Linked DNA regions of Homo sapiens: region 2 is linked to region 1. Evidence: read pairs that join two places in POLR2A ChIA-PET (ENCODE). Cell type or tissue: Panc1. All regions are shown on one strand. Links, peaks and the distances in the headings refer to the core of each region. The heading gives the core; the rest is flanking DNA.

Region 1 (11,699 bases), core at 1,946-9,945:
CTAGGAATAGTGAAGAGAGTTATCTGTAAACAGAGGGTGAATTCATAGTCATACACCACAACCAAAAAATGCTGCCTTTGCACAGGCCTGGCTGATTCCTTGTCCTCTCTTCCTGGGACTTGGGTGGTAAGTCAGTGTCCTCAGACTGCCATTCTGCTTGGTCTGGCCCAGACCTAGGACAGGTGCAGTTCCCAGAACAGCCACAAGGTGGCAAAGGGGCCTTTTGTCACTAGGCCTATGGGCTGTCATCTGTCTTCCAAGGGAGTCATCTCTCCTGTCTTCCAAGGGAGTCATCTCCCAGTCCCGGCCTTTGAGCTTCTCCAGATGTGTTTGTGGGACTCACATCTGCACCAAGGCAAGGGGCCGCAATGCCTATGGCTTCCTTGCCCAGCCATCCCAGTCCTCAAGCTGGGCTAGAGGAAGAAGACATGGACAGTGACTCTTGTCCATTACCATCCTTGAGTTCTCTGGGCCAGTTTGTCTCTGATGGAATGAATGGAATAGAACTTCCCCTGAAGACAGGGTTGTTTCCCACCGTGCATATGTATGTGGATACACAGACACACCCCAAACTCCTCCTTGCCCTTGGACAGGGAGTGTGGTGGGTACACTGAGAGGCTGGACAAGTGTTCCTTAGAGCCAGTGGCCTTACTGCCTGGAGTACCCTCTATCTTAGCCCTGCCAGGCCTGGCCTGAAACTGACTGAGGAAACTTTAACCACTTGTTGGGTAAACCTTGTCACACCCACAAGTATTTCTCTGTTGTATGGTGAAACACATGAGCCCTTTCCCTCAGACAGCCCAGGGTACCCCCTGGGTCCTCTCCCCCAGCCTCTCCAGCCCTTTGGTATCAGTAGGTACAAGATAGCAAGTCATAAGGCTACCTGGCAACCAGATGGTTCTGTGTTGTTGTCACCTTGCTTTTTCAGATTAAGGGCTCAGGATGGTACAGGCAGGGATCCCATCTTGAAGAGGAAGTGAGGGAGCCCATGGGCCATAATGACTTTGAGGCCTGGTAGAATGGGCTCCAGGCCCCCTTAGTGGTGGCTGAGCTGTCTGTTTGCTGAGGACCTGCTAGGCCCACTGGCATCAGAGCTGCCTTCTTGAGTCTGTCCTTCCTTTCTGGAACATTCTGTGTCTTTCTCTCCAATCCTCCTGCACTTAGACCCAAGTGGTCTTCTCCACGCGCTGTGTTCAGTATTTACTACTATTCTCAGGAGGCCTGGGCTCCCAATCTGCTGAGTATGCTAGTGGGCTGAGGGGCCAAAGGAGTGGGCTGCAGGCCCAGTGGAACATGTGCAGAGTCAGGGAAGCAGCTTAAAGCAAAGGGAGAACGATGGTGGGGACAAACCCACCTGCACGGACCACACCAATCCGTCTGCTGGTTGAGGCCAAAGCGAGCACGGCATTTCTTAGGCGAGCCAGGGTCTGCTCACAGCCATGCCAGAGGGGTAGAGCAGGGCAGAGGGCGAGCAGGCAGCGGGGCAGAGCAGGGCCCAGAAAGAAGAGGTAACATCAGTGTTAGCCAGTTATAGACACCCTACAGCCCCCATAGGCAGAGTGGGCCTCTCCATGGCACAGCCAGCCCCAGTGGGAGCCCAAGAGCCCAGAGCCAAGATATCAGGAAAGGTGGGCACCCAGGTACGCAGTAGAGGCAGTGGGAAGAATGGGAGGGAGGGAGTCCTGTCAATCTGGCTCATCTCTGTGGCTTGTGGGGCCCTTGCAGCATGGAGGCTGCAGAGGGGCCCAAGGAAGACCATGGAGATCCAGCCTTTTATGCCCTAGGGCCACCCACCTCCTCCCCAACTCCCTACCCATTTTATCCAGTTTTTCTTCATTCTTGACCTACATTCCTTCAAGGGATAAGGCTGAAGGCTATACCTTATGCTGTTCTACACACTTGCAGATGGAAGGAAGGGCCTATTCTTTGCCTTGGAAAAAGGGCTAGGAACTCTGCCCTGCTCTGTCCCAGTCCTAGCCTCCAGCTTCCCTGTGTGGGGACAGCACGGCTGAGGTGGTCAGGGATGTGGAGTCTCAGTTACCAGAGAGGCAGGAATTCACCCTTAGGAAGGAGGCCTGCAGCAGGGTGTGGGCTTCTCTACATAGAGCACTTTGCACTGCCATGAAAAATGTTGAAGTGGGGGTGATAAATTGCCAGGCTCCAGCCAGTAGGCTGTGTGTCTACTGGGCCTAGTCATGGGGCCTAGCTCAGCCTCTCCCAGTCTCAGCAGAACTAGCCAGGACATTGTTTGGGCTAAGCATCAAACCATACAGTCAGTTCTTTGCTGGTTTCTCTGGTGAGTGGAGCTAGCAAAGGTAGTGGGTGCAAGGCAGAGGAACGCACCATCTACTCCAATTCTACCCAGCAGAAGCCAGTTCTGCTGGGTTTCCCTGGGACTTAGTATAATATAGCTGTTTCTTGCATGGGAATTTGACTTGTGAGATGCAGGCCTTGTTTTCATAGGCCCCAGGCCCTGAAGGCTCCTAGCTGGGTACCGCGTTCCTCCCTTTGGGTCAGAGGAGGGCTGCTCTTGAAATGGGGACATGGAGAGGAGCCTCCACTGCTGCTGAGAGAAGGTCTCACCTGTGGTGGATTCTTGGTGCTTTTCCCTCGACCGCCTCTTCTTCTTCCCCTGCAGGGAACAAAAGGAGGGATGCTCAGATCTGGGAGGCAGACATTGGGATACCCACAGCCTGCTGCCTAGCTTGGGTAACCCTGGGATTCTGGGCGTACAGGCCCCTCCTACCTTGGGGTGCTGGTGTTTCTTGATTGCTGGTCTTGCTAGGCTGCTATGGAGTGCATTTAGAAGCTCTTCCCTCACCCCAATCTGGTCTCCAGTTTGAATGGAAGGAGGTGACTTCCAGACCCCTTTCTCCCCTTCTGCCCATGTGGCCCAATCAAATGTTGGGTAACAGCTCATGTGTGAGCATATTCTGGAGTGGAGAATAGGATGTGGGCTTGTCCTCTTCTGAGGCAGCCATGGGAGGCCTTGGACCCTCCGTGCCCTTCCTCATCGGTGCCTTCAGGACAGTAGTTCTGCGTTCCTTACTGAGATTGTGGCCTGGGGCATGGTATCTCAAAGGGTCCCCTGCCCACCCCTGCTGTGTGTCACTAGGCACTCACGTAGTTGTCCCGCGCTGACCAGCCTGGGTATAGCTGCATGTGCAGCTGCCTCTCCTTGCGGGCCAGCTCATAGTACTTGGCCTGCTCTTCTCGCGACAGCGCGTGCCACTGCAACAGGGAAGAGGGGCAGGTGGGGTGCATCAGGGAGTCAGCAGGCTGCACCAGGCTGAAGATGGTCGGGGAGCATCCCTGCCAGCCCACCTGCCCATGGTCTCACCCTGCGGCCCAGGATCTGGTTGATGGCAGCGCTCTCCTTAAGTGTGCACTCTGCAATGACCTTGGCTCTCATCTCCTTCATGTACAGCATGAAGGCATTGAGGGGCTTCTTGATGGTTGGCTTCTTGGCCTCCTTCTCTGCCTTGGACTCTGCTTGTGTCTTCCTGAGGGGCACAAATCCAGATTGTTCAGGAGCCCCCCGAGTGCCCACCTAATTGCAGCCTCCTCCTCTAGCGTGGGCCTAGAGTGTGCCTAAGTGTATGATACCAGAGTTTTCTAAGTGGAATCTTTCCTAGCTGCCCCCAAATGGGTGAGCAGACAGCTAAGTAACTGTTCCTTATAGGAACACTACAGACAAGTGGGAAAAGCATGTGTTAAGGACTTCTGAGCCCCTCCTCTGTTGGCTCAGAAAAATCCTTGTTCCCCATCCCACCCACCCCCTCCTACTTCTGAGGATCAAAAACATAGCCAGAGGCACGAAACAGCTTAGGCAGGGACCTCGTGGCAGTCCTCAGGCCTGGTGGGGAGGCATGTGTATCCTGACTGACACACCCCCTGCCATCATTGTCTTTTCACTCACAGGTTGCGGTCGAAGGGCTGCAGCTCCTGCTTCCCTGAGGGGGGCACAATGGCCGGGTGGGGGATGGCTGCTGGGTGACCAGGTACACCAGAACCTAGCATCAAGGATGGGTGGGTGAACCTGGAGGCAGGAAGAAAGTTAACACTGAGCCAAGAATTATGGGCCAGACCTTTGGACACACACAGAGGCCCCTGCATAATACATAACTTGAGGACACAGGTGAACAGATAGATACTCTATCCTACTGGCCTAGACATAAGTACACAGAGATAAATACAAATACCTGCTCCCAGCACACTACACAGACACACTGCAAAAATCTACATAGATTGCCATTCAGATGGTTACTACATAGGTCCCAAGTAGCTTTTGAATCTGTCCCCTTCTCACGTCCTTCCCCTACCAACCCAGCCTCAGGAGCCTGTGGCTGCCCTGTGAGGCCTCATCCCTCTCCTGCTTGACCCTTCCAGGCCTCTCTCCACACAATAGCCAGAGTAACCATTAGAGACACCTGAATGTTCCTGGCCTGCTTCGGCTGAAATTCCCCCAGCGTCCAAAGAATAGAACCCAGGCTGCTCCCAAGGGCCTGCACAGCCCTGCATGAGCATCCTGCTGCTGTTGCTAGCCCCTTCTCTTCTCCTCTGCTTCCTGTCCCTCTCCGTTCCCCGGCAGCCCCAGTTATGGCTGTTCCCTTGTTTTCTTCTCGCAAAAGATCTATTACTCTTTCCGCGAAGCTCTCCCTGACCCATCAGGCCTGGTGAGGTCTCCTTGGGGCTTCCCCATCACTCAGCTGGCCCATTAAGCTGCCGGTGCCATGTCTACACTTGCTATACTGGGCTGTGAGCTCCAGTGGGCAGCAAATGTCTGTGGAATCCCCTGCCATTGCATATTTGCACTGAGTCTGTCACTGAAGGAGTGACCTAAGTGAAGGGATCCATGTACACACACCTCCCACTTCACTTTCTTGCTATTCTGTGGAGACCATTCTGCCCCTTACTGCTTGCACAGGTATTATCCCTGAGCCAGCAGCCCCTAAGGGTCAGAGGTTGGGGACTTAGGTAAAAGGTGCTGTCTCAGCTTGGGCAAAGCTCAGGGGATGCCCAGGAGAGTCCTTCTAAGTAGGGATGAAGAACAGAGGTGAGTGCACACACATCTGCACACGGGCTGAGCCACATATGCCTGTACTGTCCTGGCCTCTGTGGTGCTCTGCTGCACGGTGTGGCCCAGGCTGAGGCCTCTTGGCACTTGCACTAGCTTCATTCTCAGGCACAGGACAGCAGGGGGCTGCAAAATGACAGACGGACAGATGGACAAACGACTAACACAGGGCAAGCACTGGCCTGGGCATGGCCTTGTGTGGGCTCTGAAGCCTGGGCAACAGGAAGCAGGAGCCTAGCTGCAGTGTAGGGGACTCACCTGGGGTAGGGGGCGCCAGGGGCTGCAGTGGGGGCAGGGAAGTGCTGTCTATATCCGCAGGAAGGGGACAGGGGGTAGAGAGGAGGGCTGGGCCTGTGGTTGGGAGAGATAGCTGTTAGCAGTCTGGCTGCTGGCCAGACACGAGGAAAGACTTCCCTACCTTGCTAGGCAGGCCTTGACCCATCCTGTGAGACAGATGGGCCTCTGCTGGAATTTCAAGCATCTGCCACCAGAGGGCAGCTTGTGCGGTTTCCCTCTATAAACTTGTATGGGTGCTTGAGGGATGGAAATGGTATCCTTCTCCTGGGACCCAGCTTAGCAGGCCCCTGGGCCCCTCCAGCCTGCTTCTGTTTCTTTGACGGTATAGGGCTGATATCTGTCCTGGGGCCATTGCAGCCACTGTTAACACTGGATTGTTTTGCACCACTTTGCCTGCTTCAATTCCTGGTCATCCTTCAGGTCTTCCTTAGCTAAGTGACCCTTCCTCCTCAAATCCCTGAGATTCCAAGCTGGATGAGGTACCTCTCTGGGCTCCTACAGTCCCTAACTAGAGCACTACCAACAGTGCCCTGTAACTGTCTGGTTTTTTGCCTGGGTTGCCCACGAGGTAGACTGAGTTCTGAGAGGGCAGGGACCTAACGATCAGTTGGCTTCAGCAGTGCCGACTTCCCTGGTGCCCAGAACCCTGCCCGGCACACAATAGGGCTCAGTGGAGAGATGGCTTAAATACCCCTACTTCTTTCCTCACAGCCAAGTGCCACCGGGTGGAAGCCGAGAGCACAGGGCTGCCTGAAGTCCCCTCCTTACAGCCTTGGTGGGTAAAATCTGCTGTAGGCTCAACTCTCTTGGTCTTCAGCACTGCTGGCCTAGGGGATGCTTTTGAAAGGCTGGCCTACAGATTTGCATCCACGGAACCCTGGTCTAGTCCAGTAAGGCTGGGCTCTTGAGCATCTTGCCACGCTTTGATCCTAGGGGTATTCATGGGAGTAGTCTTAATTTGTATTCAGAATGGATTGTCCAAGGAGAAGCTGGAACGGAGGAGGGTGCTGACCATGGGTAAAGGGCAAGTGGGCCACAGGTTGGGCCTCTGGCCTGCCCGATCTCCTTGGGGAGCCAAGTTTTCCTGCTGTTGGGTGACTGCCACAGCCCAGCTCTCTGAAATAGGCTAGAGACCTGCGCAGCTCAAACTATCGTTGATGAGTAAAGGGCCAAGTAGCCTGCCAAGGCCCAACTCCAGCTGAGGACAGGCCCTTTGGCCCATAGTCAGGCCTACTGGCTTAGGGGGCCAGGCTTCCTTTTCCTGGTCCAGCCTTAAGAATCTCCAAGCAGGCTGGTCAGAGGCTTGGGCTTAAGCAGGCACCACAGGGGCAGGGAGGGACACTGCCCCTCAAGCAGCTCAGCCAAGGAAAGGACCAAAAGCAGTAGGCACTGAGGCCAGTGAGCTGAGAAGCAGCAGCCTCTCTGGTAGCCACTCATGCTGTCCCCTCCCTGCTCGGGCCCACCTTTCTTCCTCAGTTACTCATATGGCCCTGGAGGTCCCTTAGCAGCCCAGAGTTCTCCCATCTAAGGGGATCTCTTGGACACTGAGGGAGACAGGGCTGGGACCAGGGACCAGCTCTCCTGCCTCTCCAAAGGGAGTATGTCAGGCTCCCTGGGGAATGCAGGCCGGGGTACATGAGGACCCCTAGCTCAGAGCCAGGTTAGGACAGAGTTGCTGGCCAGCCCCTGGCATCTAAACAGAGCTGGCAGCAGGGTGGCCAGCCAAGAGGGATGGAGGAGGAAATGGAAGGGCAGGCAGGTCTTGGTCTGACCAGCACACGGTACCCCTTTCCCATTGGGCCCACACTCACCAGCTCACAGTGTGGGGGAGCTGCCCCATGCTGCCTGAGGTCAGGGAGTAGAAGCCAGAGAGGTCAGGGGTCTGCAGAGGCCTGTGAACTGCAGAGGAGAGAAGCTGAGTGAGTGGGCTAGCCTGACCTGGCAGGCCATATCAGCAGTTACTGCATCCTAGAACCTCCTACAGGGGCCTTAAGATCCCACCAGCTTTGCTAGAGGACCAGACATAAACTAGTTTATTCAGGAGGATCCCAGTGTGATAATAGTGCCCCTTTGACAGACAAGGGAACCCAGGGCAGAGGGCTGGGGTGACTTGCCTAAGACATTAGGGGGCCAGTAGGCAGAGCTGAAGTCACTCAGGCATGGAGGCATTGGGGCATCTCTGCTCGGGGGACTCCAGCCTAGCTTTCTGGGCAGGAGGCAGGCCCCTGGTCTAGGGGAGCCCAGCCTGGGGAGCCAAGGCTCCACCTGCCCCCCAGGGTTGAGTCAGCAGGTTTCCCACAGCTGACAATGAGGGATTTCAGAATGACTTTGCCTGAGGCTGAGGTGAATCAGCCATCACAACCACCACTTTCCATTTTCTCACTGAGAGGAGGAAAGGCTACAGTTTTACAGTTCTCAGCAATGCTGCCATACTGGCAGCGGGGTCACCCATGGGATTTAGGCTTCAACCTGAAGCCTTCACATTTTGACCTAGCACCACCTTTTCCAGTTTTCTGATGCCCTTATACCCCCAGTCCATCTTTCTGGTATTTTCTTTGGGCCCTTAGTTTGCACAGCCCCAGGTTCTCCAGTTATAAAATGGACCCAGCTACCTGGTCTCAGAAGCTGGGGTCTTGGCCCTTAGGCTCTGGTTTCACTGGGCCCCTCCCCATCCCAGGCTTGTACCTTGCTTCTGGCTGATGTCCGCAGGTGCAGGGGTGGGATGTGGGCTGTTGAAATGTTCGTAGAGAGAGAGTTGGGGGACACCGTGGGGGGGCTGATTGGCCTTGTGCTGAAAAATGAGAAGGAGGGTGGGTGAGTGTGGCGAGTCCTGAGGGAGGAAGACACTGGGATGAGGGTATACAGGAAGCCCAGCTGTCAAAGAAAAGTGGTGGCCAAAACCACAGGCCTCAGCGAAGGGGGTACCACTCAAGTCACAGTGTCCAGTACCCCGCCCACTAGCCCCCAAGACTTTGCCCAAGCAGTCCCACCCCCTAGAAAGCCTCTTGGTCTTTCTGGGCACTCAATTCCTGGAGGTGCGTCTCCCCTGTCCAGAAAACCCTTATTGGCCTCCTCATCTCAGGTTTGGCTTGTCTGGGAGGTTGCTTATAGCCTCCAGCCCCCTAAAGCAGGGCATGGCCTGAGGACCCAGGCCTACCCCAGCACACCCTGGAAGAAGCACAGCTATCTTTCCTCATCTTCTAGCCCCCAGTCTGGGGATTCTGAGTCTGACCATTTGTCTTAGCTCAGGCCTAACAGGATTTTCTGACACAGGGAAGGGCCCTCCTCAATCCCCTAAATCAGGGGAGATGGGGCCTGGCTTCCTCCAGGGCCATCCTTGCCCAGCCCCCGTACTTCCTGTTTCCTCAGCACCGCAGGACTCTTACTTTTCTTTTTTCTCTGTTTTTTTTTTTTTTTTTTTTTTGAGACAGAGTCTCACTCTGTGGCCCAGGCTGGAGTACAGTGGCGCGATCTCGGCTCACTGCAACCTCCGCCTCCTGGCAGTTTAAGCGATTCTCCTGACTCAGCTTCCCGAGTAGCTGGAATTACAGGCACCCGCCACCACACCCGGCTAATTTTTGTATTTTTAGTAGAGATGGGGTTTCGCCATGTTGACCAGGCTGGTCTCAAACTCCTGACCTCAAGTGATCCACCTGCCTCGGCCTCCCAGAGTGCTGGGATTACAGGCGTGAGCCAACTGCGCCCAGCCAAGACTCTTAACACTAGTTGCATTGCTCTATCAAGAGACGATTCAGTCAGCAGGCTGGAAGGAGGGGCTCCCCAGGAAGACCTGGCTGCAGGGAGTCACTGCCAGGGCCAAGGCCCAGCTCTACAGTATCCTCAGTGCACATCTGCACGGGTCAGGGCCCTGGAGACATCATCTGCAACCAAGGTTCAACTTCCCACTTTGAAAAGCCCGTTTGCAAGGATGCTGTTGGCTGGGAGCATGGATGAGTGATCTCTGACTCCTGGCACAGAGGAAACGGGACATCTTTGGAGCAAGTCAGTAATGAGGGGCTGTGGCCTGGGTTCGTCCCCACTCTGTGAGTGCAATTCCTGACTGGGTGAATTTAGCCAGACTCCTTAAGAGCTTCAGGCATCTCTCCTAGTAGTGAATAGGGTTCATGGCCCCTTTATTACCAGGCCTGGAGAAGGGTGGCTCATGGTGAGGAGGCCTGGCACAGTCCCTCGGCACTTGGTTATTGGAAGCCCAGGGCAAGCCTAGATGGAAGGCTGGGTATAAGCCCTGCTGTAGCCAAGACATGAAGCTCCCAGCTGGGCACAGGCTCCCACACCTGCCAGCAACAGCCCTGTTGCTGGCATCTTTCCTCACATTCCTGCCTCCGGGCTACAGCCTTCACCCTTCCCCTCAGGTCTTGGGGAAGGTGCTGACACTGCCACCTGTCAGGGCCCTGCTCATCCATCTGCCCACCGGGAGGAGCCTTACATAACAGGGCTTCACAGGCTTCCTCCTTTCCTCAGGCAGACAGGGGCTGATGTCCCTATAGGTGGCTAGCAAGGAAGAAGAGAGGCTGGGGCAGCTGCAGGGTATGTGGACACATGTGCACTCCTTCAGGTATCTGGTACCTGCCACATGCCAGGGACTGTGTCATGCACTTTGTAAACCCTGTCTCATTCCCATCAGGGTACAAACAGGCTGCCATTTCTCCCATCTCTAAATCCTCCCCCAGCTACCACCTCCTGTCTCACTCCCTTTTACAGAAACCTCAGCAGACCTGTCCCCATTCACTGCCCCTAGTTCTCAGCCCTCATTCTCCCTTCAACCCAGCCAGACAGTCTCTTGCCCCATCCCTCCACTAGATGACTCTTGTCAAAGTCCCAGTGACTTCCACCATCCTGAACTCAATGGTCAATTCTCAGTCTTCATTTTATCCAACCTCTCTGCAGCATCAGACACAATTGGTTTCTCCCACTTCCTTGAAAGAGTTTCTTCACTTGGCTTGCAGAATGCCACACTGCCTGATATTCCTCCAGCTTCATGGGCCACTCCTTCCTGACCTTGTTTCTGGCTCCCATCTTCCTCTCATCTGGGTTTACAGCTTTAAACATCTTCATGTGATGACTCCACATTTCTTCTCCAGCCCCACTTCTAGGAACTCTACTTTCCAAATGCTTACTCAACTCTACTTGGTGGTCTGAAATGCCCCCTAAACTCAACATATCCAGATCGGAACCTCTGACTTCCTGCCCCAAACGCTCCTCCCTGTCTTCTTACCCAGTTAATGGTAACTCCATCCTTTCAGCTGCTCAGACTAAAGATCTTGGAGTCATCCTTGACTCCTTTTTCTCTGATACTCCATATCCAATTTGTCAGCAAATCCTAATGCTCTACCTTCAAAATGTGTCTAGAATCCCACCACTTCCTCCTTGCCCGCACCCAGTCCAAGCCACCATCACTTTGCACCTGGATGACTGCAGCAGCTCCCTCCTTAGACCCATGCTTCTCTCCTGCCCCTCCGCCAGTCCTCAATCCAGCAGCAACAGGAATCAGATCGTGTCACTTCTGCCTAAAGCTTCCAGTGGCTTCCCACGGTATCTCCTGACCTGGGGCCTACAAAATTCTCTGTGGGCTGGGCGCAGTGGCTTCATGCCTGTAATCCCAGCACTTTGGGAGGCTGAGGGAGGAGGACTGCTTTAGGTCAGGAGTTCAAGACCAGCCTGGGCAACATAGCGAGACCTTGTCTCTACTAAAAATAAAATAAAAATAACTAGCTGGGCATGGTGGTGCATGCCTGTAGCCTCAGCTACTCAGAAGGTTGAGGGAGGAGGATCATTGGAGCCCTGGAGATCGAGGCTGCAGTGAGCCGTGATTGTGCCACTGCACTCCAGCCTGGGTGACAGAGTGAGATGCTGTCTCAAATAAGTAAAGCTCTACGTGATCTGGCTCCTGCTCCCTCTGTAACCCCAGCACCTTCTACTCTCTTCCTTGTTCACAATGCCTGGGGCTTCCCATGGGTGCTTTAGCCTCCAGCATCCTTCTTCATTTACTCCAGTGATAATGCTGAAAGTGTGCCATGATGTGAGGTAGGTTGGGAAGCCTGGCTCTAGGCTTGCTGACCTTTTCACTGACCTTTTATTGGAGGATCCTGGGCCAGTCTCATCCTTCTCTGGGGCTGCATTTTCTCTCCTTGTAAAACGGAGATGAGAATACCAGTCCTACTCACCTCATTGGTCACAGATGCAAAAGTTCTCCTCTGTCCTAAAGTTCCAGGGAGAAGGAGCCAAGGGCCTGTTAAAGTAGGAAGTTTCCTGGAAACCCCTGGGGTGTTTTTATCCTAACAGGTTCCTAGAATAACACCAGCCA
Region 2 (11,699 bases), core at 1,680-9,679, 240 kb before region 1:
ATTATCAGTCCCTGCTATTCTGTTGTAGCAGAAAATGAACTAAGACAGCATGTTATGATCAGGAGGCTTTGAGTTAAATTTCTTCAACACACATCATTTAGCAATCTATTTAAATTCCGTATTTCTAAATATTCTTAAAGCTTTTAAAAAACTGCTTATTTTTGACATAGCAATTACACTCCTAGAAATTAAGGAAATAAACGTGGACATGCACAAAGATTTACTTACAGGATGTTCACTATAATACTACTTATAAGAGTAGAAGGCCAGGCGCAGTGGCTCACACCCATAATCCCAGCACTTTGGGAGGCCGAGGCGGGTGGATCATGAGGTCATGAGTTCGAGACCAGCCTGGCCAGCATGGTGAAACCCTGTCTCTACTAAAAATACAAAAATTAGCCAGGCATGGTAGTGCATGCGTGTAGTCCCAGCTACTCAGGAGGCTGAGGCAGAAGAATTGCTTGAACCCAGGAGGCAGAGGTTGCAGTGAGCTCAGATCACGCCACTGCACTCCAGCCTGGGCGACAGAGCGAGACTCTATCTTAAAAAAAAAAAAAAAAAAGTGAAAAACTAATTCTACCTTGTGGTCCATAAAAGAGGGAACTGGCTAAATAAACAACTGATACATTCATATAAGCAATAGCAACACAATCACCAGAAATGATACATATCTACTGTTTATAGAGTAAGACATCCACAGACTATTACCTTAAAAATAAGTTTTTAATTATTTATAATTTCCTATTTTGATTAAAAAGTTTTATATAAATTCATTTAAAGTATATGTAGTCAAAAAACATTTCTAAGACCGAATGTCAAAATGTAAGTAGTGGATATTTGTAATAGTAGGGTTATGGATGATCTTATTTTCTTTTCCTTTTTTTTTTTTGAGATGGAGTTTCGCTCTTGTTGCCCAGGATGGAGTGCAATGGTGCAATCTCAACTCACTGCAAGCTCCGCCTCCCAGGTTCAAGGGATTCTGCTGCCTCAGCCTCCCACGTAGTTGGGATTACAGGTGCCCACCACCACGCCCAGCTAATTTTTGCATTTTTAGTAGAGACGGGGTTTTGCCATATGTTGGCCAGGCTGGTCTCGAACTCCTGACCTCAGGTGATCCACCTGCCTCGGCCTCCCAAAGTGCTGGGATTACAAGCATGAGCCACTGTGCCCGGCCCTTTTTTTTTTTCTTTTTTTGAGATGGATTCTCAGTCTGTTGTCCAGGCTGGAGTGCAGTGGTGAGAACTCGGCTCACTGCAACCTCCACCTCCTGGGTTCAAGCAATACTCCTGCCTCAGCCTCCCGAGTAGCTGGGATCACAGGCATGTACAACCACGACCCAGCTAATTTTTGTATTTTTAGTAGAGATGGGGTTTTACCATGTTGGCCAGGCTAGTCTCGAATTCCTGACCTCAGGTGATCTGCCCACCTCGGTCTCCCAAAGTGCTGGGATTACAGGTGTGAGCCACAGCGCCCCCAGCAGATGATCCTCTTTTCTTTTTCTTTTTTTTTGAGATGGAGTCTCGCTCTGTCACCCAGGCTGGAGTGCAGTGGCGTGATCTCGGCTCACTGCAACCTCCGCCTCCTGGGTTCAAGCAATTCTCCTGCCTCAGCCTCCCAAGTAGGTGGGATTACAGGCACACATCACCATGCTTGGATAATTTTTTATATTTTTAGTAAAGACGGGGTTTCACTATGCTGGCCAGGCTAGTCTCGAAGTCCTGACCTCGTGATCCACCTGCCTCAGCCTCCCAAAGTGCTGGGACTACAGGCGTGGGCCACCGTGCCTGGCCTATCTTATTTTCTTTATCCTTCCTTGTGTTTATGATTTATTTGTGCAATGAGTATACATATTCCTTTCATTAAAAAAAAAAATCAAGTGACTAACAGGTATCAAAAGTCCTGAACATCTGGGAGGGTTCTTCCCTTTTTAGACTGATTCTGTGAAAATACAAGCAATGAACGTTAAGTATTTGCCCAATTGTGAGACTATCTGTAGAAAAAATTTCTAGAAGTGAACTGCTATGTAAAACAAAGAGTAAATTCATTTAAATGTTACAGATACCATTTCATGGAGCAAACCATAACAGAGAGTGGGGAGCAAATCACACTTAAACACTGTGATTCTTCCAGACTCTATCCTAAGCCCTTTTCCTTCTTACCCTTTACACACACACTGGGCAATCCTATTGACTCCTGTGGCCTCAGTTACCATCCATGTGCTCAGTATTCCCAATCATTGGCCTTAGCCTAGATCTATCTCTCAGCTTCAAAGCCAACTTACTGTCCATCCCACAGAAACATCAAACTTAGCTGCCCAAAGCAAAAATTAGTAACTCTGTAAAACCCATAAAAGTGTAAAACAATTTTAAAGTTCTGAGTAACTATTTCTGAGAATCCAAAAGTAAATCAGAACTCAAATATCTTATCAACTAATGAACAAAATACAGAATATCCATACAGTGGAATATTATTCAACAATAAAAAATGAATCACAGATACTATTATATCACAACATAGATGAGCCTTGAAAACTTTATGCTGGGTGACAGAAGTCAGTCACAAAGGACCACATAGTATAAGATTCCATTTATATGAAATATCCAGAATAGTCAAATCTAGAGGGAAAACACGTTAGGGGTAACACTTACCTAGGACTGAAGCGGGGAGGGTTAAGACAAACAGAGTTGACTGCTAAGATAATAGTTATGGGGCTTTTTGTTGTTTTTAAAGTGGTCATGGTGATGGTTATGATTATGCTAAAAACCATTTGAGTTGTACAATTTAAGTGGGTCAACAGCTTGGTGTGTAAATTATATTTCAATAAATGTTTTTAAAAAAATAAACCAGAAAGTTAAATTATAAAAAAGTACTCAGCAGAATAAAAGGGAAACCATGCTATAAATATGAAGAGATGTGAAAACCAAATACACTGTGGTTTCTTAAAAATTTGCTTAAGTGATAACCCTATATTTATATCCCTTACTCATTCTACAGTCTTTCCCACCTTTATTTAAAGACCCCCTTATCATAATTGGTTTGGTTTGACTCAATAACAAGTCTAAGCAAGATAAAGCTACAGTGGAATAAATGGTAAATGACCTGGGAACTTCCCCAAAAAGAGAAACAGAAAATAAAATTAAACCTGTCTTGGACAAAAAAAAAAGCAAAAAAGGCAGCTAGAAGGAAAAAGCAACTTCACAGAAATGAAGTGCCAAAGGTAGTATCTATTACTGGAAAGTCACCTTGATTCCAGACACAAACGAAACACATCTCTCCTCTGGGTAGGGAGCTCTATAATGTATTCTGCAGTACTAGAGACACGACCAAGAGGACCTCTGAAAATGTTCTTCCTGAAAGTGAGTTGGCTGATGGGGAACGCCACATTTAAATGAGCAAAGGCTGTGAGACTGAAGAGGAGCTTCAAGAATTTGGAGAAGTCTTTCACATGGTAATTTATAATACAGAAATATAAATGTAATAGATGTAAACAGCAAGATGTCAAGGAAGACCAAATTTATTACAAAGGAATTAGCCATCGTTTAGTGAAGAATAGTAACAAACTACTCTATGAAGTGAAAATGAGAACAATTCCACTGAAGGAAAAAAATGGAAAATGACATTAAAAGCTTTAAAAACACACAAGCCTCTGACCCAGTAATCCCCACGTTTAAAAAACTTAGTCTAGTTGTTATGCAGCAATTAAAAAAACAAACAAAAAACTCAATCAAAATAATAATTAGTATCTGAAAAGATTTATTTTGAGGCCGGGCACGGTGGCTCACACCTGTAATCCCAACATTTGGGAGGCCAAGGCAGGCGGATCACCTGAGGTCAGGAGTTCAAAACCAGCCTGGCCAACATGGTGAAACCCCGTCTCTACTAAAAATATAAAAATTAGCTGGATATACAGCTTTGGGAGGCTGAGGCAAGAGAATCACTTGAACCCAACAGGCAGAGGTTGCCGTGAGCCGAGATCATGCCACTGCACTCCAGCCTGGCCGATAGAGCAAGACTCTGTCTCAAAAAAAAAAAAAAAAAAAAAAAAAAAGCTGGGTATGGTGGCACACATCTGCAGTCCCAGCTACTCAGGAGGCTGAGGCAAGAGAATCACTTGAACCCGGGAGGTAATGGTTGCGATGAGTCGAGATCACACGACTGTACTCCAGCCTGTGTGACACAGCAAGTGTTTTTCTCAACAACAAAAAAATTTTTAAGATTTTTAAGAATGTTCAAAGTGCTATTTAAAATTGTAAACAACTGAAAACTATCAACAATTGGACACTGGTTAAAAATATGATAAATCTATGTAACAGAACATTTTGCCATTAAAAATGATGTATCAGAATATTTATTTTTTTGAGATGGAGTCTTGCTCTGTTGCCAGGCTGGAGTGCAGTGGCGCGATCTTGGCTCACTGAAACCTCCGCCTCCCGGGTTCAAGCAATTCTCCCGCCTCAGCCTCCCGAGTAGCTGGGACCACAGGCATGCGCCACCATGCCCAGCTAATTTTTGTATTTTTGGTAGAGATGAGGTTTCACCACGTTGACCAGGATGGTCTTGATCTCTTGACCTCATGATCCACCTGCCTTGGCCTCCCAAAGTGCTAGGATTACAGGCGTGAGCCACTGCACTCAGCCCAGAATATTTATTAAGGAAAATGTTCACAGTATATTAAAAAAACAAAAACAAACAAACCAAAAAAAACACCTTATTTTATATATAACATCCCAATTTTCTTTTTTTTTTTTGAGATAGGGTCTTGCTTTGTCACCCAGGATGGAGAGCGGTGGCACAATCATGGCTTGCTACAGCCTCAACCTCCCAGGCTCCAGCAATTCTCCCACCTCGGCCTCCCTAGTAGCTGGGAATACAGGTACGCACCACTGTGCCCAGCTAATTTTTGTATTTTTTGTAGAGACAGGGTTTCACCATGTTGCCTAAGCTGGTCTTGAACTCCTGGGCTCAAGCAATCCACCCTCCTCAGCCTTCCAAAGTGCTGGAATTAATAGGCATGAACCACTGTGTGTGGTCATTGACTCCAACTTTGTATATGCAAAATTGTACTTTTGAGATAGAATCTTGCTCTGTTGCCCAGGCTAGAGTGCAGTGGCACAGTCATGGCTCACTGCAGCCTTGACCTCCTGGGCTCAAGTGATCCTCTCACCTCAGCCTCCATAAGTAGCTGAGACTACAGGTGTGCGCCACCATGCCTTGATATTTTTTTTGTTTTTTATAGGGATGGGACCTCGCTATGTTGCCCAGGCTGGTCTCTGACTCCTGGTCTCAAGCAACCTTCCCACCTTGGCCTCCCAAGGTGCTGGGATTATAGGTATGAACCACCACGCCTGGCCAAAATTGTATTTTTGAAAAGCTTAATTTTAGCCAACAGATTTTTCTTATTTTTCACAATTCCACAAATAAATAGATAATACTTTTATCTATTTCTTTTAGTAGAGACAGGATCTTACTATGTTACCTAGGCTGGCCTCAAGCCACCCTCCTGCCTTAGCCTCTGGAGTAGCTGGGACTACAGGTGTGCACCACTGTGCCTGGCTTACATATTACCTTTGTTTTTTTGGAGACAGAGTCTTGGTTTGTCACCCAGGCTGAAGTGCAGTGTTGTGAGCTCAGCTCACTGCAACCTCCGTCTCCCAGGTTCAAGTGATTCTCCTGTCTCAGCCTCCTGAGTAGCTGAGATTACAGGTGCCCACCATCATGCCTGACTAATTTTTGTATTTTTAGTAGTGATGGGGTTTCACCATGTTGGCCGGGCTGGTCTCAAACTCCTGACCTCAGGTGATCCGCCCACCTTGGCCTCCCAAAGTGCTGAGTTTATAGGTATGAGCCACCATGCCCGACCATGTATTACTTTTAATTCAGGAGTTATTAAAACAACTTGACCTCAAATTTGGAAGCTTTGTAAGAGTCTAGCTACAGAAACATAGCTAAAGGCTGGAAAAAATGGCCCATTCCTGTAATCACAGTGCTTTGGGAGGTCAAAGTGGGAGGACTGCTTGAGGCTAGGAGTTCAAGGACCAGCCTGGGCAACACACAGAGACTTTGTGTCTACAAAAAAGAAAAAGAAAACAAACAAAAAAATTAGCTGGGCATGGTGGTCCACACCTGTCGTCCCAGCTAGTTAGGAGTCTGAGGCAGGAGGATTACTTGAACCCAGGAGTTTGAGGTAACAGTGAACTGTGACTGTACCACTGCACTCCAGCAGGGGTGACAGAGTATAACTTTGTCTCTGAAGAAATAAGAAACAAACCAAAAATCCACAACAAACCCAGCACTTTGGGAGGCCAAGGTGGGCAGATCACAAGGTCAGGAGATCGAGACCATCCTGGCTAACATGGTGAAACCCCGTCTCTACTAAAAATATAAAAAATTAGCCAGGCGTGGTGGTGGACGCCTGTAGTCCCAGCTACTCACAAGGCTGAGGCAGGAGAATGGCGTGAACCCGGGAGGCGGAGCTTGCAGTGAGCCGAGATCGCGCCACTGCACTCCAGCCTGGGCGACAGAGCGAGACTCCGTCTCAAAAAAAAAAAAAAAAAAAAAAAAAAAAATCCACAACAAAATACGTGGCTCACATGGACATGGAAGCAACACCTACAAGTGAGCCCTAACAGTAAAAAGTAAGGTGAAAGAGCTAAAAGGAGGGAAACAACTCTTTTCCCCACTATCATCTGCAAAATCTATAAAATGCTACTTACCATTTGGATGAAACATTTTGGATAAAAACCTAACAGTTGGTGGTTTATTTGGATATTCTTCAGAAAATTCTATTACTAGTTTAAAAGTACCTAGAGAGAAAACAAAATAATTATAGTAAAGACAAGCACGACTTTTTAATCTCTTCATCAGTTCTCAACTGCATACTGGTTTTTGTACAACCACATAAAAGTTAGTATGTCAACGTTGGTTCGGCATACAAAACATCCTAAATATACTCTATTTATGTTAGAATGGTAACACGCAGCATTGGCAAGCGGTTGGGGAACAAGCACATTCATGTTGCTATTGGTGGGAGTGTTAACTGTCATATTTTTGGAAGGCAACTAGGCCCTAGCTACCAAGATTTAAAATGCATATTTGAAGAACTACAAATAGTTTATTATAGCTTAGAATGGGAGTTGGTTAAAGGATTTTGAGAGGGTCTGACTACCACATGGCAAAGGACCCTCCCAGGAGGTGGAGGTTGCAGTGAGCCCAGATCATGCCGCTATGCTCTGGCATGGGTGACAAAGCAAGACTCCGTCTCACACACACAAAAAAACTTTAACTCAGAAAATCTTCATTAAAAATAACTGTAGCCAGGTGGGGTGGCTCACGCCTGTAATTCCAGCACTTTGGGAGGCTAAGGTGGGCGGATCACCTGAGGTCAGGAGTTGAGACTAGCCTGGCCAACGTGGTCAAACTCCACCTCTACTAAAAGTACAAAAATGAGCTGGGTATGGGGGTGCCTGTAATCTCAGCTACTCAGGAGGGTGAGGCAAGAGAATTGCTTGAACCTGGGAGGCGGAGGTTGCTGTGAGCAGAGATCGCGCCATTGCACTCTAGTCTGGGTGACAAGAGCAAGACTCTGTCTCCAAAAAAAAAAGGTAGGTTAAACTGCAAACCCATTACACAGAATATAAATTAAAATTATATTTCTCCCCAAGTTGGTGATAAGTGTAAGCAATGTTTTACATATTTGCAACTGTCTCTTTAATGACTGGCTTAACAGAAGATAGCTGGATTCTCTTATCTGCTTCTGCACTCCATCTATTACAATACCGTTTAGTTTAAGTACATGAAGAAAATCTGGCCTCACACAAATATGTACTTGAAAAAAGGAGTACTTTCTTTCTTTCTTCCTTTTTTTTTTTTTTTTTTGTTGAGACAGAGTCTCACTGTTGCCCAGGCTGGAGTGCAATGGCACCATCTCAGCTTACTGCAGCCTCCGTCTCCTGGGTTCAAGCAATTCTCCTGCCTCAGCCTCTGGGGTAGCTGAGATTACAGGCACGTGCCATCCCGCCTGGCTCATTTTTGTATTTTTAGTAGAGACGACGTTTCACCATGTTGGCCAGGCTGGTCTTGAACTCCTGACCTCAGGTGATCTGCCCACCTTGGCCTCCCAAAGTGCTGGGATTACAGGCATGAACCACTGCACCCAGCAAAAAAAGTAGTATTTGAATAGCTTTTTCAGGTGACTGTAGCTATTCTGTTTTGATATTATACCAAAGAAGAAATGGTAGTTCTTTTAAAGGTTTGCTGCAATATAGAATCTGAAATTATTAGTCAACTTTTTGTACTCAGTTACATTAAAATCTGTTCACTTCACATACGTGTTTTACCCATTCATGGTTTTGTATTATTATTCATGGGACATCTGCAAAATATTGGGTGACTCGAGTTTACAGATCCTCCAAATGTTGCCATATTCCATTATATACTATCAAAAAAATCACAACAGGTAACACTACCCACTAATCTCATCAAAAAGTAAGTATCAGGAAGCTGTTATTTTATCAACAGCAACAAATATCTTCAGTTGCTATCCTTAACCTAACAACCCACTTAGATCCCCCCACTGTTTTTTTTTTTTTTTTTTGAGATGGAGTCTTGCTCTGTTGTCCAGGCTAGGGTGCAATGGTGCGATCTTGGCGCACTGCAACCTCTGCCTCCCAGGTTCAAGCAATTCTCCTGCCTCAGTCTCCCGAGTAGCTGGGATTACAGGTGCCCGCCACCACACCGAGCTTATTACATTACTTCTGAGAATATGTCTGCCATATATTCAAACCTGAATAACCACAGCTTGTCTGTATTTTCAAGTAAAAAATGTTCCATGAAAAAAAGTCATTCAAATTGCAACTCAAACAACTGTAGAAGTGCTTTTCTTCCAGACAACTATCATACTATGACATGCAGAAGTGCTTTGTTCATACATTCTACTTCATATCATACAGAATATTAAAAAGACAGATACTCGGCTGGGTGTGGCTCATGCCTCAGCACTTCGGGTGGCCAAGGTGGGCAGATCACCTGAGGTCAGGAGTTTAAGGCCCCAGCCTGGCCAACATGGTGAAACCCCATCTCTACTAAAAATACAAAAATTAGCCGGGCATGGTAGCACATGTCTGTAATCCCAGCTACTTGGAAGGCTGAGGCACGAGAATCACTTGAACCTCGGAGGCGGAGGCTTCAGTGAGCCAAGATTGCGCCTCTGCACTCCAGCCTGGGTGAGAGAGCGAGACAAAAAACAAAAAACAAACAAAAAAAACCCACATAGATACTCAAGGGTCCAGAGCTTCCTAATACTAATAAAAATGTCTTTAAATTAAGAAATTAAGAAAAATTGGTAACTTTTTTAAAGACAAGGTCTCACTCTGTCACCCAGGCTGGAGCTCAGTGGCTCCACCAGGGCTCACTGCAGCCTTGACCTCTTGGGCTCAGGTAATCCTCCCAAGTAGCTGGGACTAAAGGCATGTACCACCATGCCTGGCTAATTTTTTGTAGAGAAGGGCTCCCCCAGGCTGGTCTCAAACTCCTGGGCTCAAGTGATCCATGATCCACCTGCCTAAGCCTCCCAAAGTGCTGGCTATACAGGTGTGAGCTACTGCCCCTGGCCAACTGGCATCTTTTAAAATGCAAAGAATATAATCACTATTAGTATGGTTTGGTGCCACTGTCTAATGCCTTGATTTGTTCTAAGATACGAAACTACTTAGGTGTAGTTATAGCCACCATTGGTTTTGTACCATCAATGCAAAGGTCAACAGTCTTAGTATGATGAGATTTGATCGTATGGGTCCCCCGAGAGGGTCTCCAAGACCCCAAGGGGTTTATGGATCACACACTTGAGAACCCTTGATGTAGAGAAAAAAGGTAACGTCCTTAAGTACCTCCTTCAACTCCTTACCCCCCCCACAGATAATCACTGGTAACAGTTTGATATATAACCCTTTAACATAGACACACATGCATATATGTATTTGCTAAAAATGTGATGCTACGACAAACATTATCGTGCAGTTTTTTTGTCCTCTTAAGACAGTATGTCCAAATCTACCTTATTCTTTAACAGGTACATATTCCAGAATCCAGATACATCATAATTTGCTTAACCATTTCTCCTACTGGACATTCAGGTTACGTCCTTACAAACTGCTGCAGTCAGTATTCTCGGATAAATATTTTTGATGGATTAATTCTGAAGTCATTTTGTTAATGATAACAAAGATGTTTAATAATTTCTTAAAATCCAACACTACAATTGGGAAAAGTCTAAGTTCCTGGTTAAAATCAGTTTGATAAGTTCAATTATAAATTCGGTATTAGAACTAGTTTCCCATTTTCCTAGCCCCTGATGAAAATACCCAACTTGAGATGCCAAAGATTATGCAAAATGATAACTACTTATGGGTGTTAAATGCTAGTAGTACTTGAAACTACTGGCAGCTATGTATGTTTATGAAAAATTTCAGCTCAACACCCTGTCAATATCAAAGATAACAAAGTAAAAAAGCATGATTTACTCTTCTGGTGTTCACCTCAGAGATATCTTTAAGGCCACCTAAATTTAAACTATTCTCAACATAAACACTGCCATCCAGGCTTACAGTTATACAGGAAAATATTAAAGTAACCTTTAATATTGGTTACCAATGGAGGTGACCAAGCTGCTGTGGGAAGAAGTCCCTTATGAAGTATAAATTTTCCATAGCTTTACTTTTAACTTGGCCTATTAACCATAGAAAATGGCTTCAAGTAGATATGTTGGTGTTACAATTTTCTACTAAAAAGTAACCTCATAACACTATAGAAAACATAATGAGTATGACTTACCATCTTCAAAAGGTGTCCCTTCTGGTCTGAAAACAAGAAGATTTCTGATTAAAAGAAGTTTCTCATTCTGCTTTTTCTTGATTTTCAAGAATGGAAAGGATAAACTTCAACAGAAAAAGAGGGACTCATTCTGATGATTTGTGGAGTTTTAAGATAGAGTTTAGTAACACCTTAGCCCTGGATTTTCATAGACCCAGGCATAAAGTATTAACTTTCATTCTAAGCTTTCTTTTTAGGGTGGTTTTACCAAACCAAACAAAAAAACTTGCCCATAATTTTAGCACAAAAAAACTTTCATTAATACTGACCAGTCATTTTGTACATATGTGTATATATATATATATATTTTTTTTTTTTTTTTTTTTTTTTTTTGAGACGGAGTTTTGCTCTTGTCCCCCAGGCTGGAGTGCAATGGCATGATCTCAGCTCACTGCAACCTCCTTCTCCTGGATTCAAGTGATTCTCCTACCTCAACCTCCCGAGTAGGTGGGATTACAGATGCCTGGCTAATTTTTGTATTTTTAGTAGAAACGGGGTTTCACCATATTGGCCAGGCTGGTTTCGAACTCCTGACCTCAGGTGATCCACTCATCGCAGCCTCCCAAAGTGCTGGGATTTAGAGGCGTGAGCCACCGCACCTGGCCCATATGTATATTCTTAAGAGGAAAAGACATCTTTTCATTTTACAGCAATATGATGTAAAGCAATACTCTAGTTATGATGCTAAACCCAAGTGTCCTGCTTTCCAATGGAGCCATAACTCTTGTTCAAATAGGCTAAGCATAGTTGTCACCAAAAAGCCAGATTTGTTTGCTCAGATCCTTGTCCCCACATCCCAATTTCATCTTTCCTAAGCAGCAGCATAAAGTTTT

The links. Peaks named below come from ENCODE experiments on the same cell type or tissue, not always from the same donor. Only the 100,000 strongest peaks of a DNase experiment are listed, where the experiment ranks them.
Region 2: POLR2A ChIA-PET joins it to region 1 with 8 read pairs; 5 of 35 experiments call an interaction of 5 or more read pairs at or near these places.

Annotation. Positions count from the first base shown.
Region 1 is chr5:134,134,525-134,146,223 of GRCh38, reverse strand. TCF7 (transcription factor 7) reads right to left here. Exons shown (of 10, transcript NM_003202.5): 4 at 8,060-8,165; 5 at 7,186-7,273; 6 at 3,920-4,039; 7 at 3,341-3,503; 8 at 3,124-3,231; 9 at 2,584-2,632. Among named protein-coding and RNA genes, the nearest start is that of TCF7, 26 kb to the right of the region's middle. RefSeq lists enhancers at 249-298, 5,885-6,862, 7,454-7,563, 7,734-7,903, 7,914-7,983 and 1 more. In Panc1, for the core only: CTCF peaks have their summits at 5,344 and 5,557 (motif pointing right); a DNase peak (open chromatin) is centred at 5,555; H3K27ac peaks cover 535 bases.
Region 2 is chr5:134,375,823-134,387,521 of GRCh38, reverse strand. It overlaps UBE2B (ubiquitin conjugating enzyme E2 B), which reads right to left. Exons shown (of 6, transcript NM_003337.4): 3 at 10,828-10,853; 4 at 6,714-6,803. Among named protein-coding and RNA genes, the nearest start is that of UBE2B, 10 kb to the right of the region's middle. In Panc1, for the core only: no CTCF peak of the experiment used is centred there; no DNase peak of the experiment used is centred there.